Linked DNA regions of Homo sapiens: regions 1, 2, 3, 5 and 6 are each linked to region 4. Evidence: chromatin contacts called from ENCODE Hi-C or POLR2A ChIA-PET data. All regions are on one chromosome and are shown on one strand. Each heading gives the region's core, a stretch centred on a gene start or an enhancer-like site at or near the end of the contact. The rest is flanking DNA. Distances are from core to core; before and after follow the strand shown. Region 1 holds the start of TAF12 (TATA-box binding protein associated factor 12). Region 2 holds the start of SESN2 (sestrin 2). Region 3 holds the start of YTHDF2 (YTH N6-methyladenosine RNA binding protein F2). Region 4 holds the start of SLC9A1 (solute carrier family 9 member A1). Region 5 holds the start of PAFAH2 (platelet activating factor acetylhydrolase 2). Region 6 holds the start of PDIK1L (PDLIM1 interacting kinase 1 like).

Evidence for each region. Hi-C counts contacts between places; a loop is a spot of excess contacts on that map. ChIA-PET counts read pairs that join two places held with the same protein, here RNA polymerase II (POLR2A). Pooled maps may share reads with other maps.
Region 1: a pooled map shows a loop between it and region 4 (4-fold over the local background). The contact joins the promoter of TAF12 here to the promoter of SLC9A1 in region 4. A Hi-C loop is called at or near these places in 5 of 50 pooled maps. POLR2A ChIA-PET finds 5 or more read pairs at or near these places in 5 of 52 experiments (A673, BJ, GM10248 and 2 more).
Region 2: a loop to region 4 is called in a pooled map, with 5 times the contacts of the local background. The contact joins the promoter of SESN2 here to the promoter of SLC9A1 in region 4. A Hi-C loop is called at or near these places in 3 of 50 pooled maps. POLR2A ChIA-PET finds 5 or more read pairs at or near these places in 4 of 52 experiments (B cell, GM12878, Panc1 and 1 more).
Region 3: a loop to region 4 is called in a map of CD8-positive, alpha-beta T cell, with 20 times the contacts of the local background. The contact joins the promoter of YTHDF2 here to the promoter of SLC9A1 in region 4. A Hi-C loop is called at or near these places in 2 of 168 maps with a recorded cell type or tissue (CD8-positive, alpha-beta T cell and natural killer cell) and 7 of 50 pooled maps. POLR2A ChIA-PET finds 5 or more read pairs at or near these places in 1 of 52 experiments (HEK293T).
Region 5: a pooled map shows a loop between it and region 4 (13-fold over the local background). The contact joins the promoter of PAFAH2 here to the promoter of SLC9A1 in region 4. A Hi-C loop is called at or near these places in 5 of 50 pooled maps. POLR2A ChIA-PET finds 5 or more read pairs at or near these places in 2 of 52 experiments (activated B cell and activated T-cell).
Region 6: a pooled map shows a loop between it and region 4 (4-fold over the local background). The contact joins the promoter of PDIK1L here to the promoter of SLC9A1 in region 4. A Hi-C loop is called at or near these places in 2 of 50 pooled maps. POLR2A ChIA-PET finds 5 or more read pairs at or near these places in 2 of 52 experiments (AG04450 and naive thymus-derived CD4-positive, alpha-beta T cell).

What each region holds. Positions count from the first base shown.
Region 1 is chr1:28,641,356-28,644,389 of GRCh38, forward strand. TAF12 (TATA-box binding protein associated factor 12) reads right to left here and starts at 1,712. Exons shown (of 6, transcript NM_005644.4): 1 at 1,637-1,712. TAF12-DT (TAF12 divergent transcript) reads left to right here and starts at 1,901. Exons shown (of 2, transcript NR_146730.1): 1 at 1,901-2,408.
Region 2 is chr1:28,257,445-28,260,947 of GRCh38, forward strand. SESN2 (sestrin 2) reads left to right here and starts at 2,074. Exons shown (of 10, transcript NM_031459.5): 1 at 2,074-2,493. The coding sequence starts at 2,404. RefSeq lists enhancers at 1,645-1,824, 1,817-2,665 and silencers at 1,935-2,144, 2,925-2,984.
Region 3 is chr1:28,735,133-28,738,513 of GRCh38, forward strand. It overlaps YTHDF2 (YTH N6-methyladenosine RNA binding protein F2), which reads left to right and starts at 1,808. Exons shown (of 5, transcript NM_016258.3): 1 at 1,808-2,015; 2 at 2,526-2,550; 3 at 3,127-3,206. The coding sequence starts at 1,989. RefSeq lists enhancers at 1-624, 1,155-1,204, 1,524-2,422, 2,305-2,414.
Region 4 is chr1:27,153,147-27,156,560 of GRCh38, forward strand. It overlaps SLC9A1 (solute carrier family 9 member A1), which reads right to left and starts at 1,979. Exons shown (of 12, transcript NM_003047.5): 1 at 837-1,979. The coding sequence starts at 1,188. RefSeq lists a silencer at 1,699-1,928 and an enhancer at 2,874-3,373.
Region 5 is chr1:25,995,878-25,999,379 of GRCh38, forward strand. PAFAH2 (platelet activating factor acetylhydrolase 2) reads right to left here and starts at 2,186. Exons shown (of 11, transcript NM_000437.4): 1 at 2,148-2,186. RefSeq lists enhancers at 1,932-2,011, 2,182-2,271, 2,282-2,331.
Region 6 is chr1:26,109,748-26,113,129 of GRCh38, forward strand. PDIK1L (PDLIM1 interacting kinase 1 like) reads left to right here and starts at 2,077. Exons shown (of 3, transcript NM_152835.5): 1 at 2,077-2,168. RefSeq lists silencers at 1,091-1,370, 1,431-2,070 and enhancers at 2,121-2,350, 2,731-2,840.

The sequences.
Region 1 (3,034 bases), core at 462-2,961, 1.5 Mb after region 4:
ACCTGTAATTCCAGCTACTTGAGAGGCTGAGGCAGGAGAATCGTTTGAACTGGGGAAGCAGAGATTGCAGTGAGCCGAGATCGTGCCACTGCACTCCAGCCTGGGTGACTCTGTCTCAAAAAAACAAAACAAAACAAAACAAAAACAAAAACTGCAAGGGGGGTGAGGTGACTCATGCCTGTAATCCCAGCACTTTGGGAGGCCAAGGTGGGAGGATCACTTGAGCTTAGGAGTTTGAGACCAGCCTGGGCAATATAGTGAGACCCTGTTTCTACAAAAAATTTAAAAATTAGCAGGGCGTGGTGGCACACGCCCGTAGTTCCAGCTACTCAGGAGGTATAGGTGGGAAGACTGCTTGAGCCTAGGAGGTTGGAGGTGCACGGGGCCAAGACTGAGCCGCTGCACTTCAGACTGGGCGACAGAGAGAGAACCTGTCTCAAAAAAAAAAAAAAAAAAAAAATTCCCTCCTGAGTTTGAAGATAAAGCAAAGATTCTAGAAGCATTTAAGGAACATTAACCAAGCATCTCATTTGCTACGCACAGAAGGGTACTGTATTAAAATTATGATCTAACTAACCATTGCCTCACTGTAATCCTAAGCCTCTTTGAACCTTAGCCTTCTTAAATGTAAAATAGGAGTTTTTAAAAGATGATCTTTTGGGACTCTTCCATCACTGACATTCTTTTATTTGAGATGCAGAGATCTGTGCTCATTCAGGGTTGAGTGGAATGGGATTTAAAGCACTTATCAAGTACATAACTGAGTTCCAACTGTTTTCAACTTCACATCTGATTCCCAAGAATGAAGCAGAAAATGAAGATGTTTGCATATGGGCTTCCTAGATTGAGTATCTGACACAAGAAAAGCTTGCCAAGAGCCAAGTAGGCAGTGCGAAGGAGAAGTTGTCTTCCCCTGAATACGTCCTTTATCTCTCTGGGTTCAGGGAATACTGTGAAAAAATGGATCACTAAATCTTTTCCAAACCCTTTCCCTTTACTTTGTAGGCTGATCTCATATCCATGGTCCCTTAGATCCAAGGCTTTTAGGAGCTTGGGTACTCACAGCCCTGTTCCGAGACTCAGGAACTCGGAGTCTCAAAGCCCGGATCCCGTCCCCAAAGAAGCCCCAGTCTTCACTGCCCGCTTCTGTTCCCTTCCAAACTCAAGTTTTCTCTGTCTGCTTCTGCCCCTCAGGAACCTAAGTCTTCGCTGCCCCGTTTCTGAATCCTTAGGAGCCCGGGTCTTCACTGTCCCGCTTCTGCCTCTTAGGAGCCCAAGTCCTCACCGCTCCACTTTTACCTCTCCGGAGCCTGTGTCTTCACGCCCCGTTCCTTTCTGACCCTTTCCTCGTAGGAGTGCGGGTCCTCATAATCCTGCTCCTCTCAGACCACTTTCCCTCAGATGCCGGAGAACTCGCATCCGTCCCCGTTCCCTAAGTCCCGTCTTAGAGCCCGGGTCCCCACAGCCGCGTCTTCTCCGAGCCTGATCCTCTCAGTCAGTCCCTTCCCAAGAGCCTGAATCCTCACAGCCCCGTCTCGTCCACAACCTGGTCCTTCGAACACTGACCCACTGTAGGTCTGGGTCCTGACTCCCTCCTCCCGCTCTTGTTCCTCAACTGCCAGGGCCCAAGACTCACAGGCAGCAGCGTCTATCTCCCCATGATATGCAGAGACTGCCCCAGTGAAGCGTTCGTCTCAGCAGCCGGTCCGACTGCGCGGCCCTCCCCGACTACTTCCGGCACCGCTCCCCGCCTCCAACCCGGAAACGCGCGGCTCTTCCGGCCGGCGGGCGCGCGCCTCGCTTGCGCAGGCGCAGACTGCCCTCCGACACGTGGTGGCGATATTGAGCTGTGTGTAGGTACACCCTGCAGCTTGCGCTTTTAACTGCTTGTGGTTGAGTGGCAGCATGAGCGAGCTCTGCGTATTCCAACCCGGCGTTAAGAATCCTTCACTAGCTTTTCTTCCCGACGCTGCTTATTTATCTATCGGTAGCATGACGGGTAATTGACGCCCTCGGATGGCTTTGAGGTCGCCATTTTTGGTTGGTGCCTTTGTCTTGGTGTCAGGACTGGGATATCATCTGGGACACATTACCCCACAGGTATCCTGTTGGACCTCAACGAGGAAGTTGGCAACAGAGGAACCAGGAGATGAGAGAGATCGGTTGGTTGTGCCTGTGAACTGGCAATTCAGTAGTAACAATTGAGTGCTTACTGTTTGCCGGGAATTGTGCTAATCCGCTTACCTCCGTTACGCCATTTAATCATTTAGAGGAGACCTGTGAGAGATTAAGCAAAGTTCTAGCTAATAAGTGCAGAGCCTCAGCTTGAACTCAGAACTCACTACTAAGCCAAAGCCTGTCCTGTAGCATTCTCTAATGCTTTCAGTTTTTCGGCTGTCAGATGCTTGGTGAGAACTGCTGTTATGTGGCTCACGCCTGTAATCCCAGCACTTTGGGAGGCCGAGGAGGGTGGATCACGAGGTCAAGAGTTCAAGACCAGTCTGGCCAAGATGGTGAAACCCCGTCTCTACTAAAAATACAAAAAATTAGCCGGGCGTGGTGGCATGCGCCTGTAATCGCAGCTACTCCGGAGGCTGACGCAGAGAACTGCTTAAACCTGGAGGGGCGGAGGTTGCAGTGAGCCGAGATCGCGCCACTGCACTCCAGCCTGGGCGACAGAGCGAGACTCTGTCTCAAAAAAAAAAAAAAGAGAACAGCTGTTATTTTTTACTGTATGCTGGAATGTTAGGCATGCAAGTAAGACCCAATTCCAGCATCTGTAAGGTTCACAGTAAGATGGAGAAGAACCCACAAACACACCAAAAATTGTATAAAGAGCTGTGACAGGCCAGAGTGAGCCACATAGAAATTAGGAAGAGGTGCCCAGATTGGTGCGGCATCCTGCCCTGTCTTTATATCTTCCTAATCCTCATCCTACCACGTTCCCAGTCCACCCTCTACACTGCCACCCAATCCAAATTCTCAGATTCAAGTCCTCATGAACATTGGGCTCTAAGCTGTATTCCTAGCCTTA
Region 2 (3,503 bases), core at 824-3,323, 1.1 Mb after region 4:
GGTAGTTTAGAGAGGAAGTTGATGCAAAGGAAGATTCCGTGACCAAGGGCATATGATTGTCAGGACATTTTGCTAGGTGACATAGAGCAGGAGATGGATGTCAAGATGTAGACCCTGCCAGCCAGGCGCGGTGGCTCATGCCTATAATGCCAGCACTTTGGGAGGCTGAGGCGGGCAGAGCACAAGGTCAGGAGTTCGAGACCAGCCTGATCAACATGGTGAAACCCTGTCTCCACTAAAAATACAAAAATTAGCCGGGTGTGGTGGCACTTGCCTGTAATCCCAGCTACTCAGGAGGCTGAGGCAGGAGAATTGCTTGAACCTGGGAGGCAGAGGTTGCAGTGAGCCAAGATCGGGCCACTGCACTCCAGCCTGGGAGACAGAGTGCGACTCTGTTTAAAAAAAAAAAAAAAAAAAAAAAAAAGATGTTGACCCTGCCCTCAAGGAGTTTACAATTAAAAAGATCAGATAAGCCAGACTCAGTGGTGCACACCTGTAACCCCAGTGATTGATTTGGGGGGCTGAGGAGGGAATATCGCTTGAGCCCAGGAATTTGAAGCTGCAGCGTGCTATGATCATGCCACTGTACTCCAGTCTGGGTGACAGAGCTAGACCCCATCTCTAAAAAACAATACTAATAAAAAGAAAAAAGGGTCAGATAAAACATGTACATAGAAAATTACAATACAAGGCAGAATGTGGCTGGACATGGTGGCTCATGCCTATAATCCTAGCACTTTGGGAGGCTGAGGTGAGAGAATCGCTTGAGCTCAGGAGTTTGAGACCAGCCTGGGCAACATATTGAGACCCTGTCTCTATTTACTAAAAAACAAAAAACAAAAACAAAAAAACAGAAAACAAAAAAACAAAAAACAAAAAAAACTAGGTAGAATGTGATACATGTGAAAAGAGATCCAGCTCAAGTGCCTTGGGAGCTCAGGGGAGGGTGAGATTAATCTCTTTTTCCCAAGAATCTGGAGGCAGGAAACCAAGTCGGTTTCATCTTTGGAATTGTAAGCTTAGACTTAGAAGTCTCAGAGGGGGACTTGGGGGTCTTATCCACCCTCACCCCTGGCAGGATTCCCTGTCTAGAATAAACAATAACTTTAAAATGGAAACAAAAAAAGGAGCTCTGAAGGAAAACTGTGAAGGAAGAGGCTCCGTTTGAAATGAATAGAAAATGAATTTAGCTTGGAGGTGCTGAGGTGTTGGTAGAGGCAACTTTCTGGCAAGAGGCGAGTTGAAGGCCAGGAAGTGAATGAGATCAGGGAGAGTGTCTGGAGGGAAGAGGGGCAAAAACAAACTGGGGAAGCACCCACGTTTTAGGAAGTGGGTGGTGAAAGAGGAGTCAGAGAAGGCCAGAGGGAGAGGTGAGCAAAGATCCAGCAGAACACCTTGTTACAAAGTTTCGAGGAGGGTGGGAGGGGTGGAAGCCAGGACGGGTAGCAGAAGGAAGAAAACTTCCAGCAATAGGGATTGAGGTTCCACACGAAGTTACCAATGACATTTCAAGGAATGAAGGCTTTTCCTGAGGCTCCACAAATAAGGTGAATTCCCTGTGTCTCGCATCTTTGGAGCTTCCCCGAGGCCAGGGGGAGCAGGGTTGTGCCCTCTGACCTCTAAATATCTGGGGTTCAGTTCTATAATTAGCAGCACCGGATAGGACGCGAGCCAAACCTCTCTTAACCCTAGCCAGTCCCTCCAGGAACTGAAAAGATGAAGAATTCATTTAGGAGATTTCACACTCGGCTGTTTGGCCTAGCCCAGTGAAGTCCCTTTTCATCACGCAACCCTAATGACTCTTAGGGCTGTCACTGCCGTCTGGTGTTGCCAGGGATCTGACTAAACCGTCTTGCAAAAGTTTGCAGCATTCACCCGAGGCGGACTACAACTCCCAGAATTCCGGGCGCTCCCCGGTGCTGATTGGCGGAGCCCGTGACTCCAGGGGGCGGAGTTTCCCCCGCCTCCCCGGGGAAACAGACCTCTGATTGGCTGGACCGCCGGGCTTTTGTGTCCCCGCCCTCCCCCGGGGACCGCAGCGGGCTGAACTGCTGGTGTCAGAGCCCGGCGAGCGCTGGCAGTTCCGCGGCGGGGATGCTGAGGAGCGCTGGGTCCGGGAGCAGCCCTGGCCCCTGCGGACTTCCGAGGCCGTGAAAACCCCTGCGCTGCGGCCCTTCCCAGGCCCCCGAGGCCGTTCGCCGTTCCCGAAGCCCGACTGGGGGAAGAGTCCAGCACCAAAGCGGCCGTTCTCGGATTCCGGAGCGTTCTGGAGCCCCGAGAGACGCCCCGGGGTTCTAGAAGCTCCCCGGCGGCGCCCAGTCCCGGCTTCATTCGGGCGTCCCTCCGAAACCCACTCGGGTGCACGGGTCGTCGGCGAGCCGCGACCGGGTCCTGGCGCGCACCATGATCGTGGCGGACTCCGAGTGCCGCGCAGAGCTCAAGGACTACCTGCGGTTCGCCCCGGGCGGCGTCGGCGACTCGGGCCCCGGAGAGGTAAGCGGCGGCCGCGCGACGCCCCTCTTCCCTGGAACCCCGAACCGCGTCTGAGCCTCAGGCTGTCCGGAGCTGAGTCGGTGTGTCCTGGGCTCGGGGAGGGAAAGCCGAGCGCGTAACCCGGGACCCGGGTTGCATCAACTGGCAGCCGCGGCCCTCGGCACCCCTCCCCCACTCTGTCTCCCCTCTCCCTCCTTCTCCCCCTCCCTCTCCCCCTCCTCCCTCCCTCTCCCCCTCTCCCTCACCGCCCCACCCCAGGGCCGCGGATCCTTCCTCGGCTCCCTCGGACTCCTGGCCAATGAGGGAGAAGCCTTCTGGAGGCTCTCCGAGCTTTGGGCTCCTGAGCGTCTTCAAGTCCAGGCAAATCCCGGCCGGAGCGGCCAGACCACTCCTCCTCCCCGCCCCCTTCCGCGGAGTCCCTTCCTCTTCGCGGGGGCCGGCGGGCAGAGGACCCTTCCTGGGGTGCCTCCCGGCTCCTGTCCCCCAGCGCGGGGCGTAGGCACCTGGGACTGGCCAGTGAAAGTCGACCTCATCCTATGTCCACCGCACTCCTGCTTTGGAGGGAGAGCGCAGGGGCTCTGGGGGCTTGGCGGGCCGCCCGGTACGCGGCGGCGGCAGCCAAAGCTGGGGGGAGAGGGGACAACCCTGGTCGCGGCTTCCGAAGCCAAGCGCGGGTTAGGCTGCGCCCTGCTAAGTAAGTGGTCTGAAGGCCCAGAAGTTTGTTTTCCAGAAATTCCTCCCCCACCCTCCCTTCGCGCCGCTCCCCTCCACCCCCCCGCATTCGCATCCCGGCATAGCCCGCAGGGGCTTTGCAGGGAGACCGGGAATTAGGCTGGACCTAACCAGACTGACAGTTCGCACTCCCCCACCACTACCAGCAGCAGCGATAATGGACATCTTATCATTTATTATGCACCTACTAGATACCAGGCTCTGAGTTTTTTTCGCCTTTAACCTAAGTCCTCAGGACTAAACCAGCAATACAAGCTACGCTATAGCCCCATTTTACA
Region 3 (3,381 bases), core at 558-3,057, 1.6 Mb after region 4:
CATGGAGCTAAGTGGCTGATTATTATTATTTGTTATTTATTTATTTATTTATTTTGAGACGAGTCTCGCTCTGTTGCCCAGGCTGGAGTGTAATGGCGTGATCTCGGCTCACTGCAACCTCTGCCTCCCGGGTTCAAGCGATTCTCCTGCCTCAGCCTCCGATTAGCTGGGACTACAGGTGCATGGCACCATGCCCAGCTAATTTTTGTATTTTTAGTAGAGTCGAGATTTCACCATGTTGGCCAGGATGGTCTCGATCTTCTGACCTCATGATCCGGCCCGCCTTGGCCTCCCAAAGTGCTGGGATTACAAACATGAGCCACCGCGCCCGCCGTAGCCGAGTATCTTTAAAAAGAAGTATTACTAGGTTTATTCTATTCCCTTGATGGAATCTATGCTCCCAGACTTGACATTTTACTGTCTCCATTAAAAGTCCTTCACCTTTGGTGCCTGACCTTACTCATTCCTACCATAAATGTGATTATGGGCAGAGAAAAAAAGTGCTTTGAGCACTTTGACCAAATTATGATGTTAAATCCAAGATGCCATGTTATTTATTTTACCGAGTCCACCCAAGCCTCCTATATCCAGCGTGTGGATAGTACGAGGTTGACAATTAGTGCATTAGTTACCTGTTTACCACGACGTACTTGCAATAACAAAAGCTATTAGATGGGCTTTCCTAGTATCAAATATTCCTGCATGAGTTGGCTTTGCTTCTGATTGAAAATACTTTTGCCCATCCTTTGCATCTCCCCTATATTCTGGTTCCCTAATACAGAGTCTCGTAGGGGTAGAGAGATACCATTATGTTAGTGTCAGATACACCTGGCTATTTAATAGTTTTGTAAACTTGGGCACATTACTTAAGCTTTCTGTTTTTCCAGTCGTAAAAAACCGAAAGACTGATAGCGATTTTGAAGTTGTCGAAAGACTTTAATGTGTTTGAAAATACCTAACAACAAAGCCTGGCCCACAGCTGGTATTTCAATAATGTTAATTTCCTTGCTTCCCTCTTGAGGTCCTTAAGATTCATAGGTTCTCCGGACTCCTTGAAAGTTTTGTGTAGATGCATGAGGTGTATTTTTCTTGGAAATAAAGTCCACAATTTAACAGATTATCTTGGGGCCAGCGATTTCCCCGAAAATAAATTGTAGATTCTCCTTCCTGCAATGCTAAGGGGTGAATCTCTTTTGCGGGAGACTGGATTCTTTCGGTGTGTGTTTTGCTCTCTGGGTACTCTTTCTGTAGTCGGCTAACAGAGGATGACCAAGCCCCTCGCGGGGGCGGGGGCGGGTCACTCCCGGACAGGGCCCCCATGAAGTTTCCCTGGGGACTGTGTGACTCCCTAGGGGTCGGGTTACCTCCCAGATGGGGGTGGGGTATCACTTGCAGCTGGAAGGCAGGTTCATTTTAAGGTCTCGCGGGCTTCGGAGGCCCCTCCCTCACTGAGAAACCGGCTTTTGTCGTTCTTCTGAAGCCAGAGCTAGTCTTTCCAGGTGTTAGTCGAAACCTCGTGGTGCGACCCTGGTCGTCCCAAACCCCCTAGGCCTTAATCCTGGGGCGGTGGGGGCGGGGAGGCCGTGAGCACGGCTTCCGCTCCTCCAATCCGCCAGAGGGCGCAGCGGCCGGCCTCTCCCTTCCCGGGGTTCTTCGCGCCGGGCCCCTTCCGCGTGGGTGAGTGAATGTGAGAGTCAGCGCTCGCGCCGCGCGCGCCGCCCGCCTCCGCTGTTCGGCGCTCTGCTTTAGGCGGTGGGGGGCGGGCGCGCGCGTAAAAGCATAGAGACGGGCATTGAGCTCTTGGGCTAGAGCGTCGCCGAGTCGGAGCCGGAGCCTGAGCCGCGCGCTGTGTCTCCGCTGCGTCCGCCGAGGCCCCCGAGTGTCAGGGACAAAAGCCTCCGCCTGCTCCCGCAGACGGGGCTCATCTGCCGCCGCCGCCGCGCTGAGGAGAGTTCGCCGCCGTCGCCGCCCGTGAGGATCTGAGAGCCATGTCGGCCAGCAGCCTCTTGGAGCAGGTACAGGCCCGGCCCGCATGCCTCGGCCATTGTGTGAGGCGAGAAGGAGCCCGACTAGGCCCGGGCCCGCCGCTCCTGGGCAGGCCGAGCCGAGCCGAGGCGTCGTCTCTTGCGGGCCAGGTTTCGGGCCTCTCAGGCCGGCCGCGCCCGGCGCCTCTCCCTCAGCCTGTTCTTCCCGCTTCTCCTCGGGCCTCGGAGCCCACGGGCCGGGCCGCGCCGCGTTCCCTTCTCTCGGCGGGCCTCGTTTTCCTTCCTTGTTTCCTTCCCCTTCCTTAAAGCCCTGGGTTCCTCGCGTCGCCGGTGGCGCGTCTGCCGCGTTTTCTCCCCTGCCCCACGGGCCTGGCGCTTTCCCCCGCCTCCCATTTTCAGCCTCTTCCTCACTACCATTCCTGACGCCTCCCCTCGGGCCTGCTCCTTTATTCTCCCTTCGGGCCCTGCCTTAATTTGTTCTTCCTTTTCCATTTCTCCTTTGGACAACTTGCTGCTCGGCGACGTTTCCTTCCCCTGCAGAGACCAAAAGGTCAAGGAAACAAAGGTAAGTCCCGCTCCGCCGGTGGCCCTGAGCCGGGAGGGGGACGCGGGGCGGTGGGGGCGGGGTCTCCGGGAAGCGCCCCGGGCGGAGGACCTTTCGGAAGCCGCTTAGTTCGCAGGTGCCGCACACTTAAGTATTTTGACCCTTTCGGTGTGTTCTTGCAGCTGGCGAACAGCTTTTTCGCTAACAAGGAGTAATTCATTAAGGGTGGGGGTGGATTGGGTTTTGAAACGCTCCAGGTCCTTAGTTTCCTGTAGGTCTTAGAAGGCCTTTGTTTTTCATCCTCGTGGATCACTCTCTGGAAGTACTCTCATGTGATGGGGGAGGGGAAGCGGGAGGGAATGGAAATCCAGAGGAGCCAATAAAATGACCTTTTTAGATCAACTTGCTCTGGGTGGAGGGGGACATTTTCACTGGCGACTGTCGCTTCAGCATTCACTGTCATCTCTTACCCTTTTGAAGTTCAATCTTACGTGCTTTGTTAACTAGTAAGGTTTTTCTCTGGTTAGCATATATGAACTAATTTGAAAGGAAGATTGTAGGATTGGGACACTCCTAATTGAATTTTTTTTTCTTTAGTACAAAATGGATCTGTACATCAAAAGGATGGATTAAACGATGATGATTTTGAACCTTACTTGAGTCCACAGGCAAGGCCCGTGAGTAGTTAACTATTTACATATCTAATCGAAGGGTGTGGTATATTCTTTCTCCGCCTTCTACCAATAAATCCCATTTTCTGAGGATTCATTTTTTTTTCTTTTTTCTGTTTTCTGTTTTTTTGAGACTGAGTCTCGCTCTGACGCCCAGGCTGGGGTGTAGTGGCGCAATTTC
Region 4 (3,414 bases), core at 729-3,228:
TGAACATCCCTAGGCTCCCCCATCTACCTCATCTACTTGATTGAGCAGCAGGCCAGACAGCACCCTGAGACACAGCCAGGCAGCGACCTGGGGGTGAGCTGGGGTCAGACCAAGCCTCAACCTCCTCTACTCTCCCTCCACTTCCAAAACAGACTTCAGAAATTTCCAGGGCCCCTTGTCCCACAGATTCTATAAAGTATGGCATTCCTGGGCCGGAAATTGACTCAGGGGCTCCTAACTAGCCTGGACAAGCAAAGCTGACAGATAACATTCTGGAGATGAAGGAAAGGTGGGAATATGGGGATCCCCTGTGTTCCACCACACTTGTAAGTTTCCTGTGCCCAGGTCTCCACTATGCTTAAACTCCTCAAGCAGGCCAAGTAGAAATATACTCCATCCTGGAACACGCTCCAGTGAAGCCTGTCATAAATTGCACTGGTTGCTGTTGACAGAGCAGAATGTGCCACTCGCCAGAAGACACTCCTTTCTGTCTCACACACAGCGGGGTGCCTGGCTCCCCTGGGGGTCTGGCCCAGCCAGAGGAGACTTGCCAGTCGTGGAAGCCTTACTGAAGGGACCTAGGATCAGAGGCATCCCATTCTCTAATCCTGCTCTCTTCTGTGCACAGTGCTGGCTCCAATCTTGGGAAGCCTCAGATCACAGATCAGAAGCCACAGAACTGGAGCCTGAGAAGGACCAAGGTGGCAGGATGGAGACTGCCTACTTTATGGGGGTAGTTCAGATCCTTACTCCTGGACAGCCTCAAATGGTGCGAGATGAGGCAAGAAGCTCACCAGTCTGGTGGCGGCCGCAGCATCGGAGCAAACGGGACTTACCTATCTTCATGAGGCAGGCCAGAAGGATCCAGAGGGAGATCTCGAAGGGGGTGCGCACGTGTGTGTAGTCGATGCCCAGGACTGGAAAGGCCTTGCGCGGCTTCATGCCATGATCAGTGACGGAATGATTAACAGGGCGGCTCTCTGGGGTGACCTCCGGTGGAGCGGTGGTGACATCCCCAATCGAGCGTTCTCGTGGTGGCTCTGAGCTTCGAATGGTGCTGGCAGTTGGGCTGAGCTGGAGGCCATGGCTCCTGAGAACAGGCAGCAGCCCCACCAAAGCAACCACCACGAGTAAGGAAGGGAAGATCCGATGTGGAGAGAGGCCACAGATGCCAGACCGCAGAACCATGGTGCTGCTTCCAGAGCCAGCCTCGACCTTACCCAAATGAGAGTAAAACCGGGCACATAGGTAGCAAAGGGTCAGCAAGTGGGAAGAGAGACTGGCGTAGTCTCTAGGAAAAGTTCATGTTTTAGAGAGGCATTTCCATGGAAGCAATTTTCTGGGGGTGGAGGGAGGCTGGGTTTGCAATCTGGAACTCCAAAGTGGGGAAAGGGGGCAAGGACCCAGGAACGACCACGAAAGGAGACCAAAAGGTCTGGAACTCCGGGCCTGGGAAGGGGGAGGACGGATGTGGGAAACTGAGCCCTAGGGATAGAGGAAGGGGCAGGATAGGGATAGTGCAAAGGAAAGGAAGAAGGAAGGCTGGGACCTTTGGCTGAGGAAAGTGACTGAGGAGCTGGGACTCTGGGCTGTGGGCTAAAGGAAGGGGTAGGGAGCCTGAGCTAAAGGAAGGGGACCGAAGGGGGTGAGAGCCAGTCCAGGAAAAGGAGAGAGGGGGCTGGGAGCCCAGGCTGAGAAGGAGTGAAACCGGGAAGCGGCCGGGAGCTTCTCCACCCAGAGAGGGGCAGGGGTCCAGGCGCGCCGGGCTGAGATTCCGGGGAAATGGAAAGAGGCGGAAGGCAGGCGGCCTGGCGGGAAGGCGCCTCGGCGCGGGCTGGGGGCGGCTCGCGGTGGGCCAGCAGCAACACGCCCCTCCTCGCGGCCCTGGCGCGACGCGGCGCTCCGCCCCGGCCCAGCTGCAGCTCCTCCTGGTCCAGCTCCAGAACTAACCCTAGCCCCGGCCCCGGCGGCAGCAGACTGAAGCCTAGCTGAGCCCGGCGCTGTCACTTATAGGCACCAGCGAGCAGCCGGTGCGGCGGGCTAGAGAGACCGTCGGCACCCGCCCAGCGCAGCGGCCCCTGTCGCCGAGGGAAAGAAGTATCGCGTAGGAAGAGGAAGGAGAGTCAGAGATGACAAAAAAAAAAAAAAAAAAAAGTCCTGAATATACAGAGAACCTCACTAACGCGAGTAAAATGCCGACTACTTACAAAACGATTTCACGTCCACATCTGCAGTCTCATAAGGGCTTTCGAATAATCCTGTGAAGAATGTATTATTAGTTTATGTATTTAGTTACCGTGTGACCTTGAGCAAGTTACTTAACCTGTTTCACAACTTTCTCATCTGTTAAGTAGAGACAGTAATAGTGACTATGTCAGAGGGATGATGTAATGACTGAGACAATCCGTGTAAACTATTTGGAATGCACCCTGGCACATTATTACAATTCCACTTTTACAGATGAGGAAACAGGTGAAGAGAGTCCCCTGGCTACTATGCAAGTAGTTGTATTGCTTACTAGGGCTGCCGTAACAAAGTATCACCCCAAACTGGGTGGCTGCAACAACAGAAATTGATTGTCTCACAGTTCTGGAGGCTGGAGGTCGGATCTAGGTGTTGGCAGGGTTGGTTTCAGCTGAGAGCTATGAGGGAGAATCTGTCCCATGCCTTTCTCCTACCTTCCAGTGGTTTGTTAGGACTATCTGGTATTCCATGGAGTTCTCCTGGTGTCTCTGTCTCTGCGTCCAGATTCCCCGCCCACACTTTATTTTTATTTTTATTTTTTTTGAGATAGAGTCTGGCTCTTGTTGCCCAGGCTGGAGTGCGGTGGCGCCATCTCAGCTCAATGCAACCTCTGCCTCCTGGATTCAAGCGATTCTCCTGCCTCAGCCTCCAGAGTAGCTGGGATTACTGGCACCCACCACCACGTCCAGCTAATTTTTGTATTTTTAGTAGAGATGGGGTTTCACCATGTTGGTCAGGCTGGTCTCGAACTCCTGACCTCAGGTGATCCACCCGCCTCGGCCTCCCAAAGTGCTGGGATTACAGGGGTAAGCCACAACCCCCAGCCAGATTTCCCCTTTTTATAAGGACACCAGTCATTGGATTAGAAATCCAACGTAATTACCTCATCTTAACCTGAACATCTTCAAAGACTGCATCCTAATTAGTCCATCTTCATAGGCACTGGGCATTAGGACTTCAACTTCTTTTGCCGGGACACAATTCAACCCACAACAGTGGCATGCTTTAAGTAGTGGAACTTAAATTTGAACCTATAGTTTGGTTGAAATTGGTGAGGTTCAAGGGATCATGGCTGTACAATGGAATCACTGGAAAGCTTTTTTAAAATACCATTGTCTAGGCCGGGCGTAGTGGCTGACGCCTGTAATCCCAGCACTTTGGGAGGCCGAG
Region 5 (3,502 bases), core at 936-3,435, 1.2 Mb before region 4:
TATGATTTAAACCCATCTCAAGTCTTCTTTAATCTTTGTTTTTGATCTAAAAATAAGGCTATATGAAATAATGGGGGACAAAGGTTTTGATGACTCTGAATTCTACCCCTGTCACTTATTAGCTGTGTGATCTTGAACAAGTTCCTCAAACTCTAAGCTTCTGATAATTTATTCTCACAACAGAAATAATAACTATGGCCAGACGCAGTGGCTCATGCCTATAATCCCAGAACTTTGGGAGATCAAATGGGAAGGATTGCTTCAGCCCAGGAGTTCAAGACCAGCCTGGGCAACATGGCAAAATCCTGTCTCTATAAAAAAATTAAAAAAAAAAAAAATTAGCTGGATGTGGTGGTATGCAACTGCAGTCCCAGTTACTCAGGAGGCTGAGGTAGGAGGATTGCTGGGGCTTGGGAGCCGGAGGCCACAGTGAACCAAGATTGTGCCACTGCACTTCGGCCTGGGTGACAGAGCGAGGTCTTGTCTCAAAAAGAAATAGTAACTATGGGCCGGGCGCGGTGGGAGGCCGAGGCGGGCGGATCAGGAGGTCAGGAGATCGAGACCATCCTGGCTAACACGGTGAAACCCTGTCTGTACTAAAAAAAATACAAAATATTAGCTGGGCCTGGTGGCGGGCGCCTGTAGTCCCAGCTACTTGGGAGGCTGAAGCAGGAGAATGGCGTGAACCCGGGAGGCGGAGCTTGCAGTGAGCCGAGATCGCGCTACTGCACTCTAGCCTGGGCGACAGAGCGAGACTCCATCTCAAAAAAAAAGAAATAGTAACTACTCACGAGATTGTTGATGAGGATTAAATAATGCATGTAAAGCACTCGATGGATAGAAGGTACTATAACCATAGGAGGCAACTATAATTATTTTAACTACATGCCTCTCAAGTTCCTTATACGTAAAATGGATACTTCGTAAGTGAAAATATTGCCTAGGGCCTGGTGCATTTTCAGTGCTTATAAAATGTTAGGAACTAATTAACAATGCTATGTCTCTCTTTCCTAGCCAAGGTCTCTCATTTTTCCTGGATTAAGCCCTTTGGCAAAACAGATTCTTTCCCAGCAGCCTTTTCAGGCCTCAGACACCCCTACCAAAGCCAGTGTCTACTGAACAGGCCCAGAGGAGCCCAGAGGGAATGGATGGGGCTTAGGTTGCAGCTGTCCTCTCCTGCTGGGACCCTGTTTCTGGTGAGCAGAGGACTGCTGCTCTGCCAGCTGTGTGACACTTTCATCACTGGCTATTTCAAGATACAGTCCAAGATAAGCACTTCTCTTGTGCTTCCTTTCAGACAAAGCTCTCTGAAGACTAAAAGCTCATTGGCCTGACCTTTGGTCTCTGGAGGAAGTGAGGAAATATCATCCAGCTCGTAGACAATGAAGACACCAAGCACTCGAGGGATGAGATTGAGCAACAAGGTGGCAGAGCTAGAGAAGAGGCCTGATAAGAGTGTTCCAGAGCATTAATAATTGTGATAAAAATAATCTCTGTCTCTTGTGAAGGTCTTACAGTTTACAAGGCATCTTCACACATACTAGCTTGTTGGCTCCTCAACACTCCTCACCTGAGACTGATGGAGCAACAGTCATCTCCGTTTTAGAGAGGAAGAAACTGAGTCCCAGAGTTGTATGATTTGCCCAAGGTCACAGAGGGTGAGAGGCAGAGCTGGCCTAGAACCGGGTCTGCTGACTTCGAGTCCAGGGTAATCGCGGATCGGAAAGAAGGAATGGGGACCCTTCTTCCACCGCCATGAAAAACAGAAAACTGAGAGTAAGAGTAAAGTACACAAAGGGTGGAGGAGCATAAAGAAGCCCGGGGTTCAGGGATGTGAGGCTGCAGGGTGAAGGTAGGGCCGAGGAATCAGGGTAGGGCTGTGGGGTCCAAGGTGGGGCTGCGGGGGCTGGGTCCTGGGACGGGAGCTCAGTGGGGATTCCAGGGGCACTGGCCGTTAAAAGTGCGAGGCGACCGTGGGAGGGTCAAGGGAGCGGGTGGCTACAGGTGTCTGAATAGGAAACGTAAAGGACGAAGATTAATGTGCAATTCCTATGACTGAGAGACGCCGAGGCCCCAAACCGGGCCAGAATACAAAAGTCTGCAGGAAGCTCAATTGAGATATAGGTGTTTTCTCCAATCAAACTTACCCAGTCAAGCTGATTCCTCAGAAGCAGCCCCAGACGTTTAACTCGACGGAAATGAGAAACGACCCATGAACCCGTGGCCCTTTGGTCGTCGTAGTTTCCAAGGCTCAAAATGGACGCTTGGAAGCACTTCTCGTTCCTCAATCTAGAACTACAATTCCCGATGTACAGTGCGCGAGATTGCGCATTACAACTCTAAAACTACACCTCCCAGAGTTCTACGCGACCGTCCAGCCCCGCGTGGTCGTGCGAAACCGCCCAAGGCCTGGGATGCGGTGTGATTCCTCCCCCTGGTGGCCTGAAGAGGTGCCGCCGCGATTTCTGCTCTCGAGCGGAGGGTTTTGCCTTAGTCCCGTGCGTAACCCTCCGCCTCACCCTCCTCAAATAGTCCTCAGGCGTGCCTAGAAATGGTCCCCGCTTCGCTTTATTCTCAAGGAGGTGGGAGGAGGTTGGAGTTTGTTTTGTGTCTTCTGCACACTTTGCTTCCTGTAAGAATAATAGACTGATCATTCAAATTAAGGGGACATTCCCTACCAGCCTGCATCTGTTGACACCTGTGATTTTCCATTGTCCTCAAAAGACTCCCTGGCAGAGAAAGGGGAGGAACCCGAGTAATCTGCTGGGCCGCATCCATCCCACATTACTGTCTAATGCTGGTTCTTAGCGACACTGATGGACAAGATACCGCTCCTAGCCTCAACAGAATCACAGTCTAGCAGAGAATTCAGACAAATGAATAATGACAGCACAGAGCCGTGATCTCATGGGGAGACACAGCAAGCGTGGGAGCCTTGAAAAGGGGCCTCTGGCCAGGCTTGGGGGAAAAGGGCGGTGTCCGCAAGGCTTTTTAGAGGGAGTGATGTTTGTTAACATTGAGACCCGATATAAGGAAAGAACGTAGCCAGGAGTACAGAGACTGTGAAGGACGTTTCAGAGTATGGCATTAAGTTCAGTGCTGGCTGCAGCTAAGTGTGAGGGATGGAAGGAGAGTATTCTCGGGGGAGTGGGCGTTAGGCAGAGCCCATCCTCAGGAGTTCTGTAAACTTCTATAGGAAATTTGGATCGTTCAGGCAGCTCAAAAACGTTCAACGGCCCTCTACTACCTATGAAGTGAAGTCCCAACTGCTTAGCCTGACATTCAAGGTCTTCTCCAACCTGCACTCCCCCACGCCCCACCCCCCACCCTTCAGCGCCCCTCCTCTGGGAGCTTTGTTCATGCCTCCAAAGTTTCCGCCGACATCTGTGTGTGCCTCGCACATGTGAGTCGACTCACACTGCCTTGGGTATCTCCTGTATTAGAGGTCTTAACTCTTGACACATTGTGAGCTCTTTGAGGTCAGGTACTGAGTCCTGCAGTC
Region 6 (3,382 bases), core at 827-3,326, 1.0 Mb before region 4:
AGGTGTATTTTGATACCATATCAGATTGAGGAGGCTGCAGAGATGAATCACAGACAAGGTTCCTGCCCCTAGGAATTCTCAGTCCTCCAGGAGGCCTAAAGGCTAAAAAAAATGACATAATAAGCAGGAGGCAGATTTACCCTGAAACTAATGAATCTTAAGCTTCAGAGTCCTTTACTTATAGGGACCCTTTCCAGTGTTCCAGATATGTGTTCACAGGGCCATTTTATAACATTTTTCCTCAGGAGGACACCCCAAATTATTTAAGTTTCAGGTCCCACAAGATCTAAACCCCCCTCACAGACTTAACAGTGAGCCTAAACTGGGGGCGAGAGTGGATTTCAAATCTCATCTGCAGCTGACTTAAGAGCAAGGGTTCCTATGATATTTAATGACTGAGACAAAATGAAAACGCTACTTTGATCGAGAGAGAGGTCCCTCCCCTGATTGGGATCAATAACCCACACAGGTAGTTAGCTGTCTACGCAGAGCCTTCTATATTTTCCCTCTACTTTTGAGGGCGGGAAATAAGTCTTGGCTGACACCAGTGTTTCCAGCAAACAGCTGAAGACTTGACACTTGGATGGCACTCAGGACAAAAATCTGAACAGATTACAGAACCGTTGTTGTTTTTTTTTTTTAAGGGGAGGGTGTGTTACACCAGGAATGGGTATTCAAGGTAGACACATCCCAAAACAGACACTTCAGTGAGAAGAGGCAGAGGTGTTTCCTCACCTGTAAAAACAGGATAATAAAACCTACTCTTGTGGGGTTTGGTTAGGATTAAGCAAGATCATTTATATAAAGACCTAACCCAGTGCCAGACTCTCGGGAGAAGGGGCATAAAGGACAGAAAATAAAATGAGTTGATCTTTGAGCACAGCGACAGGGATTTTTTGTACATCGTGCCTTACAGAGCGAGCGCTGGGAGGAGGAATCATCACCCTGCTGAGAAGTAATGGGTGCAGAATAAATCGAGTAAGAAGGAATGGACTTTTCTGGCGGATGCTTACTGATCTAACAACTGGATGACTGAGGAATGCGGTCCTAAGTGACCCCGGGCTGGCTGTGGGGCCAACAGCGTGCGGGATCTGACTAACAGCGTGTGGCAGCCGAGCGACTGCAGCAGCGGCGGGGACCCCATTGACTGTCCAGCCCCGAGAGCGGCAGGAGCGCGGTGGATCCTGGCTCGGACCAAGGCCTCTCCCCTGCGCCGACTGCAGACCAACCCTCCACCAGGAGCCTCGCGGGGGGGCGCCGTGGGCACCGCAGCCAGGTGCAGGCGCCTCCGCGCCCTCACTCCCCACGCCGAGGAGGTGGCCCTGGCTCCCTGCGGCCGCAGCCGGGGAACAATGAGGCGCCGGCCTCTTTAAGGGAGATACCACCGCGCCGGCGGGGCAGGGGACGGCATCCTCCCAGATGATCGCACCCAGCCCCGCGCCGCCGCCGCCGCCGCCGTCTCCGCAACTGCACCGCCCGCAAACATGGCTCAGTGACTCGGAGAAAAGCTGCAGTCTCCCTCCCGGCGGGGCGGACGCCAGGCCTCCTTGGTCGGGCCGCACCTCCCCGCAGGCCCGCCAAAGAGCACCGCGCCCCGCAGGCACCCGAGACCCGCGCGGAAGATGCACCGGGCGTTCCACCCCAGCGAGCCCCGCACCCCAGCCCGCAGCTCGGTAGGTCGGAAGGGGGCGGGTAGAGGGAGGGGAGGCCGCGGCCGGGCGCGCGCAGCCCCAGGCCCGGACCTGCCGCTGCAGACGGTCCCCGGGGCCGCGGGCCCTGAGCGCCCGCTGCGGCTGGAGGGTGGCCGAGCCCCGGCGTGGCGTGGCCTCGCGGTTCCCGAGCCCGGCCACCCCTGCGGGGAGCAGCACCAGTGGTGCGCTCCGGAGCGCGCACACCTCCGACGACTCCCGGCTCTGCAAATCCTCGAGAGAGGGAGGAGGCGAGCGGAGCGCCGGCCGCGCGCCTCGTCGGTGGCGCGGAACGTCCCGGCTCGCGCTACGGAAAGCCGGAGGGGGGCGGGGCCGTCGGCGTAAGGGGGTGTGTCCGCGCGCACCACGGGGGCGCGCGCCGGCTGCTGACTGGAGGCGGCGGCAGCGGAGGCGCGAGCTGCCCGATAATGGCGGCCTGCAGAGCCCATGAGAGGGAGAAGCGGCAGCGTCTACCCTGAGGTAAATCTGGCCTTTCGGCGTGGCGGAGAGGTCTTGCTGCAGAGCCGATGGCCCTGCATGTGCCTCCCTCCCTGGGAGGCTTGTCACAGACGTGTCAGCGGAGTCATCCTGGGGAAGGCCCTGCGCTCCTCAGGCCACCGACCCCAGTCGCGGCCTCCTCTCATACCGGGGCCACCTCCCCCCGGCCCTCAGCCCCCAGCCCCGAGGAGTTGAGGCAACTGCAGGGCTGGCTCCTCAGAGCGAAGGGGCTCAGGAGGCTCCCCTCCGGGCTTCATCTGAGCACGGCCGAGGAGGGGGAGGGCCTGACACTTGGCCAATGAGCGCGGCCTGAGCCGCCGCGTCGGGCAACACCTCTGGCCGCGACTGGCCCTTCCCGGGCGCCGGCAGGTGTCTGGCCTGGCCGGCTCGCGTCCCAGCGCCTGGTTAGAGCAGCGGGAGCGAGGGCCCGCCACTTTCGGTCGAAAGTCACTTAGGTTCGCATCGGATGCATCATTGGATCCGGGATCCCACGGGTTTCATAAACACCTCTCTCCTCCCTATTCAGGAAGGTGCTCTTCCCCATGGGGACTGTACCAGGCTGGAGAGGACATGGCACTGCTTCAGAGACACGAACCACCTTGAGTGGATGTGATTGGCGATCCCCGTAGAGCAGGAAAGCTCGTCTGCTGTGCAGCCGGCGCAGAGGATTCTGTGGCAGGAAATTAGACACTAGGAAATTCAGTAGCGATTTGAAGGGTGGGTGTCCAGTTAGAGGAAGTGGGACTGAACACAATCTCAGAAGTCATTTCTTTTTATTAAATCTATCCTGTAGACTTAAAGCAGTGGATCCCAACTTCTCAGGCTCTAGGGTCAGTAGCCTTTTGCTTCCCCAGCTGTACAGAATAAATATTGTACAATCTCAGGTTACTTTTCTAGCCCGTGGTCACAATCTACAAATGAGAATTCGTTCATGAAGTTGGTTATAATCTAGAAATTCTTTGGGCGCTGAGGAAGCCCACTTTAGACTTTCTCCATTCAACACATGAGCATTTCTGTGCAGGGCCTTTGCCCTCGCCTTTAAACCGTTCAGTAAGTTGAATTCCCAAGAACTCTGTCAGAGAGCCCCTTGATATGCAGGATCTTTGTTGGCAAAAATGACCTAGAACTAAATAGATATTGTTTACTCCAGCTGTCTTATGACTAGGAAAAAGGAAACATAAAAATTTTAAAATAGC